Regions from separate parts of the Homo sapiens genome. Here region 1 is linked to region 2. Evidence: read pairs that join two places in POLR2A ChIA-PET (ENCODE). Cell type or tissue: PC-9. All regions are shown on one strand. Each heading gives the region's core, and the rest is flanking DNA. Links, peaks and the distances in the headings are about the cores only. Region 1 has its middle 120 kb from the start of RAD23B. Region 2 has its middle 41 kb from the start of RAD23B.

The links. Peaks named below come from ENCODE experiments on the same cell type or tissue, not always from the same donor. Only the 100,000 strongest peaks of a DNase experiment are listed, where the experiment ranks them.
Region 1: POLR2A ChIA-PET joins it to region 2 with 10 read pairs; 2 of 35 experiments call an interaction of 5 or more read pairs at or near these places.

The regions. Positions count from the first base shown.
Region 1 is chr9:107,163,246-107,167,644 of GRCh38, reverse strand. No RefSeq gene overlaps it. Among named protein-coding and RNA genes, the nearest start is that of RAD23B, 120 kb to the left of the region's middle. In PC-9, for the core only: no CTCF peak of the experiment used is centred there; no DNase peak of the experiment used is centred there.
Region 2 is chr9:107,240,484-107,244,882 of GRCh38, reverse strand. No RefSeq gene overlaps it. Among named protein-coding and RNA genes, the nearest start is that of RAD23B, 41 kb to the left of the region's middle. RefSeq lists an enhancer at 160-1,359. In PC-9, for the core only: no CTCF peak of the experiment used is centred there; DNase peaks (open chromatin) are centred at 932 and 1,992; H3K4me3 peaks cover 865 bases; H3K27ac peaks cover 2,684 bases.

The sequences.
Region 1 (4,399 bases), core at 205-4,204, 77 kb after region 2:
ACTCCCAAGCTACATCTTGAAAAGCAAGACAATGGCAGCAACGAGGCTTGATACCATCTAGTATGACACTAGTTCCACCATCAACCTCTTCCTGCCTTCATCATCTATTCCGGTCCCTGGATGGTTCCATGCTAAACTCAGAGGGTGCTGTATGAACTCTACTTCCCTTCATTCTCCTTTATTTTTTTTAGATTACTAGTCTTGTAATGTTTAAAAATCTCAGCTGGGTGTGGTGGCTCACACCTGTAATCCCAGCACTTTGGGAAACTGAGAGGGGAGGTTTGCTTGAGGCCAGAAGTTTGAGACCAGCCTGGGCAACATAGCAAGACCACTTTTCTACAAAATGTTTAAAAATTAGCTGAGTGTGGTGGCGTGTGCCTGTAGTCCTAGCTACTTGAGAGGCTGAGGTGGGAGGGCCACTTGAGCCCAGGAATTCAAGGGTGCAGTGTGCCATGATTATACCACTGAACTCCAGCCTGGGTGACAGAGTGAGACCCTGCCCCCAAAAAAGAAAAGATCTCTTGTTCTTTCCTGAGTTGGTTAGGGCTCTTAATGTGGCAATAAGAGCTAGTTCAACAAAAGGGGTACCAACTGTGAAGACAGGCCACATGAGACTCAAGACAGGAACCCAAGTTCATTCGGGCCCCATGCATATGTGAATGGGAATATCATTGCACAAAAAGGCTGCTCTATCTCTTGAGGGCTTCATGACCTCACTTAAGACATCTCTGATGCTCTCTGCACATGACCTCTAGTCTCAACTGTCCGCTGATCTGTTTTCTCCTCCTTCAGTTGCAGATAGTTCACAATGGCCACCCAGTTCCCTCTACAGATGGGTAATGCTTCGTAGTCGGTTTGACTTCATTGTCAGCTGGAACTGGCCTATGTGAATTTTAGCTCAACATCCTACGTAGGAATATAATAGGCCTAACTCATCATTTTTCGATAAAGGCCACACAAGTCAAGGGCTCCTAGTCTAAAAGACAGTTCCCACCTGGGGCTGCTGTCTACCCCTATTCTGTGCCACTTGGTACAGAGTCTGTGTCTACCCAGCGGGGACCTGCAGTGGGAGATAAGGGAAGGCTAGTTGCCCTGTACACAGTTGGCTCAAGAAATGAGGGTTAGTTCCTCATTTCTTTTTTCCATTCTTGTCATCAGTTGCTCTGGAATTGTCCCAGATTCCTCCATTTTCTTATCTGTAATCAACTCCTTACTTTCTCTCATCACCTAGTACAGTACCTAGCACATAGTAGATGCTCAATAAATATTTGATGTATTGAAGCCTACTAGTCAAAGACTGCGAGGAACACACCTATAGTCAAACACGTGTAGGTTTATTGATCTTGCTGCAGTAAGGAAGAGCACGTGGTTTCTCAACAAGAGGGCATTGGAGGGGCTTATTGAAGGATTTGGGTTTAGGCTAGGTGACTGTAAGGGAAAAACTAGAGAAACAAGAGCCAGTTTTGTATTAGATGTTATTAGAATGTGAGGACAATTCAGCAACTTGGTATCTGAGAAATTCTTGTTGAGGAAGCAGGAAGAACAAAATGGGACTGGGATGTCGTTGGTAAAAAAAGTAATAATAGTAATCTCCCAGAGGTAACTTTTTATCTCTAATGTGGCTTTGACTCTGTTTGCGTAGAAACATTATTTATTACAGTCTGATTGACAACAGGGTTGATTTTTTTTTTTTTACATTTTCAGTTAAATTAAAAAAAAAATAACTGAATGACTATTTACCCAAAGGAAGAAGCAATTGCAATGAGTTACAGGCAAGAGCAAGGTGCTAAGTTTAAGCCAGCCAAAGTGACTCTTCATATTATCTGTCTTTCAAATGATTGCTTTTTACTGATGTTGAAGAAAATTGGCCTTTAGTATAATGATGTAACACAGATTCATCTGAGGCTTCCTCTACAATTTTGAAATAAATGGTGCTGTATGTGTTCCATTGTTGATATTTTCACCCTTCTTTATTTTGATTGCTCATTCAAGGTTATCTTGCAATTGGCCAACGTTCCTCTTCAAATGTGGTCCCATACATTCCAGATATTGTCTGCTTGGAGCTGAACACAATAGGTCAATTACTTCCTGAGTTTGCAACACCATGCTCATGAGACACACTTTTTTTTCAGTAGTCATATTACACTATAGGTTCACATAAGGCCAGAAGTTTAAGACCAGCTTGGGCAACATAGCAAGACCCCTTCTCTACAAAAGGTTTTTTAAAATTAGCTGGGTGTGGTGGCATGTGCCTGTATTCCTAGTTACTGGCTTGACTTGGTTAGAGCTCTTAATGTTTTTAAGCATGAGCACCCTGGTCTAGTATTTGATTTTTGGAATATGAATAAAAAGTGAATTTGTCATTACTCACAACATTTTATCCATTCTTACTCAACATTCTGGAAGGTTGGAAAAACACCTGTTGTATTTGCTTTTCCTCTGACTTTTTGTTGTATGCAATTTGGTTTACATCACTTCTCTGTAACTCATGCACAACGTTGGCCAAATGTTGAACTGGATACCTGGAAAAAGAGAATCTCTCCAGCTTCAGGAAGTCATCAAGCAACACTCTTTTGTCATGATTGTTGGACTGCTTTCAATTTATTAGCCCATTTTATTAGTCAGGGTTCTCTAGAGGGACAGAACTAATAGGATAGATGTATATATAAAGGGGAGTTTGTTAGGGAGTATTGACTCACATGATCACAAGGTGAAGTCCCACAATAGGCTGTCTACGAGCTAAGGAGCAAGGAAGCCAGTCTGAGTCCCAAAACCTCAAAAGTAGGGAACCTGACAGTGCAGCCATCAGTCTGTGGTTGAAGGTCCCAGAGTCCAAAAGCTGAAGAAGTTGGAGTCCAATGTTCAAGGGCAGGAAGCATACAGTATTGGAGAAAGATGTAGGCTGGAAGACTCAGCCAGTCTAGTCTTTCCATATTCTTCTGCCTGCTTTTATTCTGGCTGTGCTAGCAGCTGATTAGATTGTGCCCACCCAGGTTGAGGTGGGTCTGCCTTTCCCAGTCCACTGACACAAATATTAACCTCCTTGAACAACACCCTCACTGACACACCCAGAAATAATACTTTGCATCCTTCAGTCCAATCAAGTTGACACTCAATTATTTCCCATCACACCCCTGCACATTTCACTCCTGTGTGAGTAGACAGGGAGCTTCTGGCCATGGTGCAGCTTGAAGAACCAGGAGGAACGGAGAGGATTGGGCGAAGTGGGAGCAGGATGACCAGTGAAGATTTCAAGGAATAATACAAGACTGAGTCCATTTGTTCTCAAAGTAGGACAGGTGGCATTGGAAATGGACAGGAAGATGTTACTAGAAATATGAAAGAAAAATTCAACAAGTCTCCATGAACAACAAATGAATATAGGCAGAAATGGGGAAAAGACAGGTTTAGAGTGTGAATAATTTGGATGGTGTTGGTGAAAATAAAGAGGTCTTGGAGAGAAGCTGTTTGAGCATAGTTGGATGGTGATGGGGAATTCTTGCTGAAATGTGTGAGTCAAAAGTACTAGCAAGATTTGAATTTTTTTTTTTTTGGTCTAAATTCTGGGCAATTTTTTGTTTGTTTTTGTTTGTTTGCATTGTTCATTTTGTTTTTACAAGAGCCATTTGAGGAGGGTAGGACTAATTTATTTTTGCAAAAGTGAATTTGCAGCTCAGAGGAGCTAACATTTTTGTCCAAGAGTATACCTTGTAGGAAGAGTGCCACCCTGGGGATATAGAAGTAACTAGACATGTGCCCATCCTCTCTTGCAGAACAGTAAAGGTAATTGCTAACCCACTTAAGTTTGGAGAAGACAAAAGACTGCATTTAATTCAGTCTGGTGGGAGTGAGGAAAAGAATAGGAAGGCTTCTAAGAGGATACAGTATATCAGAAAGGAAGGTCAAGTCAGAGAAAGGATATTAGAGGCAGAGAGAACAATGTGCAACTATAGAATGCTTAGGAAACAGCAAAGAAATTTATTTCTGCTAGAGAAAAGATGATGTGAGGATCAGCTGGAGAGGTGGCAGGAGGGGTAGTCAGAGCCCAGCTGAGGGAAGTCCTTTTATGCCAGGCTGGAGTTTGGACTTGACATTGTTTGCAATAGAAAGCCAGTAAAGATTTTAAACTGTAGGATTAATCCAACAGGATTGAATTGGCATGGTAGAAAGATAATTCTGGCAGAAAGATGAAGCCTTGATTAGAAGGGGAGAAGTAGGAGGCCCTTCAGAAATCCAAGGATGATAGTAGTCTGGCAGGCATGTAGTACTCTTGCGAGGCAGAAGCAAGAGTAATGGGACAGAGAAGACTGACTCAAGACATGGGAGGAAGAATGCAGAAGACTTAGAGACTGCTTCAATGTAGAGATTTGGGAGATGGGACAGTGAGGAGGACTCTGGG
Region 2 (4,399 bases), core at 163-4,162:
CATAGTATAATTCAATAATTGGTCAGTGTTTACATTTCCTTAATATTCTGTATGTGTGCATGCTTAGACTTATGAGGGCAATGCAGTACATTGCAACTGGTTAATATGTTTCCTGGCTGGACATGGTAGTGTGCACCTATAGTCCCAGCTGCTTGGGAGGCTGAGGCAGGAGGATCACTTGAGATCAGGAAGTTGAGGCTGCAGTAAGCCATGATCACACTATGCACTCCAGCCTGGGCAACAGAGTGAGAACTTGTCTCCCCCATTAAAAAAAAAGTTTCATAAGTCTCTTTTAATCTGTAGGTTTTTCTGATATCTTCCTCTTTTCACTATTTATTGAAGATACAACTTTTAAAACAATATATCACAATTTCCTATCATTCTTCAAGACTTCATAATATTTCATTGTATGAATATTCCATAATTAAGTTTCATAGCCTTAGATTTTTGGATAATTTTCAATATTTTCGTAATATTCAATCTACTGCAATAAACACCCAGTACATACATCTTTCAAGACTTGCTTATTTCAAGAAAAACTAATAGACACAGAATTGCTGATTGAAAGAGAATCTCTCTCTTTCTCTATCTCAATCTCTCTCCCCCAGTGCTTTTTCCAATGATTTGCTTTACTTCTAAAGTAAGATATGAATTTGCCTCTGAATTTGATTTAAATTTAAATTCTCCAAATAGAAGATTTCTGCAATAAACACTGAAATCATTTCTTACTATACAGGTAGGATTCAGGATTTGGTAGCAGTTTCTCTTGTCACAGAAAGGTCAGGGAGAGATTTATGGCAAGATGACTGTTACAGGTGTTCATAGTCGCACAGCAGGTTAAACTGGAAAGCGTCATATGTCTTCCATGACTCACCCCTCTGGCTTGATGAGTCACTTTGACCTGAAAATGTAACTCTCTTTTACATGATTGATGAAAAACCCTGAGTATGTAAATAGAGTGCCTCAGGAAACGTGTTCATTCCTCCTTTGATGGCTGTGATCAATCTGTAAGGCCACAAGAAAGTCTACATCTCCGGGAGTGAATGTGAATGGTTGTTATTGCCACAGAAGATTCCACGACTTCCTTTGAAAGCCTCTCTGGAATCTAAAACATGATTGAGTGAATGGAAAGGTGGTGAGATCATGAAAAGTCATGAATTGATAATTATCAAAGCTGAGTGTTGGGTACATGTTGGTTCATTGTGCTATTCTCTCTAATTTGGGGTATGTTTGAAAATTCATGTCCATAATAAAAATTTAGAAAGTCTCTTGGAGCAATATGGCCAACCTATGGCCATGTGCCCCTGGATGGCTCTCCAGGTTCTAATTACAGCCCTTGAAGCAAGCACGAGTGAATAAGGTGTAACAATAAATTACTGTAATGGGGTGTTTTTAAAGTAATAAGAAGCCCTTGGAGAGATTTCAAATGATATTCCATGTGAGCATGTGCCACCATTCACTTTTATTTAGTGCAATAAACGAATCATGTAGGAATATTTTAGAAGAGAAATTATTGTGGCCCATTGTCAATGACGCTGGGAGATTCTGCCTAAGAATCTCCTTTGTCAAAGGGACCACTCTTGCATTGCAGTCTTAAAAAAAAAATTGTAATTGGAAAATTCTACTTTCTGTATAACCTGAAGCATAAAAGCTATTGAAAACAGCTATGGTGTACCAAACTGGGATTAGTGAGATAGCATCAGCCCTGATTATTATTATGTTTTTCTTTTCAACTTCTTTAGAAAGCCAGGGATGCCTGAGGACCTCAGACAATTGCATACAGTAAGCCAGTACCTAGAGAGGCTCTAGAAAATCAGGTACTTAAAATTTTAATGGTAGAATTAATCTTAGGTCCTGGAGGAAAAAAAATTTGGATATAAAAAATGCTTACAGTAGTTATACAGATATTTGACTTATTAGATGACTCCTCACAGTAGGCTCAAGACTAGGTGTTAAAAAGGCAAAGTCAAATCACTTAACTAGTCTCAGTGATGATTATGTAAAGAGAAGAGGGAAAATGCCATTTTACGAGTCAGCAACCACTAGCAAGCAGATGGCAGATGTTTTGTGTCCCCACGCCCTGACAATGAAACTAGAAAGCTATAACCGTTAATGAACATAATTTAAATCTTGATCATAAAAGACCTCATTTCATTTCATAAAATAATGAAGGTTTTATCCCTGCAAGGGATTCCTCATTCTACGCATAAGGAAGCAAAGAATGAATGAGATTTATAAACTCAAGGTTAGATTGAAATCATAGTTTTCTTCTGATTTATTACATGTTTCCCCCCTATTTTGGAGAGTTAGTTTGCCATTGTGACACTGGTTATAGAACAGATCCTTAATACTCAAGGTTTAACATTTGTAGTTCCACTCTATTTTCTTTCTTTCCTTCTCTCTCTCTGTCCCTTTCTCCCTTCTTTCTCCCTCTCTTTCTCTGTCTTTTCCCTTCCTTCCTTCCTCCCTCCCTCCCTCCCTTCCTCCCTCCCTTTTCTTTTTTCTTTTCTTTTTCTCTTTCTTTCTTTCTTTCTTTCTTCCTTCCTTCCTTCCTTTCTTTCTTTCTCTTTCTCTTCCTTCCTTCCTTCCTTCCTTCCTTCCTTCCTTCCTTTTCTTTCTTTCTCTTTCTTTCCTTCTTTCTTTTTCTTTCTTTCCTTTCTTTCTTTTCTTTTCTTTTCTTTCTTTCCCTTCCTTCCTTCCCTCCCTCCCTCTCTCCCTCCTTCTCTCCCTCCCTCTCTCTCTCTTTCTCTCTCTCTCTCTTCCTTCCTTTCTTTCTCTTTCTTTTCTTTTCTTTTCCTTTCTTTTCTTTCCCCACCTCCTGGTTCAAGTGATTCTCCTGGCTCAATCTCCTGAGTAGCTGGGATTACAAGTGTGTATCACCATGCCCAGCTAATTTTTTAATATTTTTAGCAGAGACGGGGTTTCACCGTGTTGGCCAGGCTAGTCTCAAACTCCTGACCTCAAATGATACCCCTGTCTCAGCCTCCCAAAGTGCAGGATTACAGGTGTGAGCCACTGTGCCTGGCCTCACCTGGCCTTTTGATAGTTCTTTTTGTGCCCTAACCCACGTGTCCTAGTAAACACCTATGTAGCCTTTGGCTCATAGCTGAATTTCCACTTCTTCTGAGAAGCATTCCTTGACTTGGAGTCCTAGTCAGGTACCAGAGTTAGAAGCTTTCATAGCACTCCAGCCCTTAGCTTTGTAAAACTGATCGCAGTTTGTAACTATGTGCCTATCTATGATTATTTGATTATGGGCTACTTCCTTCCTTCAGGGGGCAGTGACTCCTGTGGGAGCTGGGGCTGTATCTGCTTGTGCTCCCTGTGTTTTTGTCGTTTTTATTTTTTTGTAGTAAATAGTAGGCCTTGGGCCTTTAAAAAATATGTAGTTATAAAACATTTCAAAGATTTAGAAAAATATCCAGAAGAGTATAATAAATGCCTGTGTACTTACCAGTCAGTTTTAACAAATACCAACATTTTGCTAGAATTGCTTCAAAAATTTTTTTAAGAACAAAAACATTGGTTTTTAATTAAAAGCATTGTAAATTCCTCTCAATCCCACAGCGCTCCTTTCCTCTCTGCAGAAAAACACTTCTCATGAAGGTGTTGTGTATCACTCTTCTACACAAACAAGCCATAAGTTACATGCCACGGTCCATCTACATACATAGCCAGGAAAGATAATACTCAGCTTTGCCAGCATACATGGGTAGCTAAAACTCATCTATGAGTTGCTAAAACAGAAAACTTTAAAAAATGGAGTTGCTGGAAGTGAGCAAAGTACCCTTATTCATGAGAATCTATGAATGGCATGCTCCTTAGAAAGAGAGCTGATGCTCTGTTTGGTTCAGACTTTTCCAATATCTGATGTAAGCCAGTCATTTTCTACTGTCTCTTTAAAATCTTTTATGGTTTACTTAAAGTTGTCTATGTTCTGACATTAGCTTGAATGTTAGACATTTCAAGCTCCATTAATATAACCTGACAAAGAGAGAGTGTTGAATACTCGTGCAGAGTATGAAGAGCTGGGGTGAAATCTTTCTTTTTCTTTTTTTTTTTTTTTGAGAGGGAGTTTCTCTCTTGTTGCCCAGGCTGGAGTGCAGTGGTGCAATCTCTTCTCACTGCAACCTCTGCCTCCAGGGTTCAAGCGATTCTCGTGCCTCAGCCTCCCAAGTATCTAGGATTACAGGCACCTACAAACATGCCTGGCTAATTTTTGTATTTTTAGTACAGATGGGGTTTCACCATGTTGACTAGGCTGGTCTCAAACTCCTGACATCAGGTGATCCACCCACCTCCCCCTCACAAAGTGCTGGGATTACAGGCATGAGCCACCGTGCCCAGCCAGGGGTGAAATCTTTATTAACTCAATGATCTAGAGCAGTGAGCTCCTCTG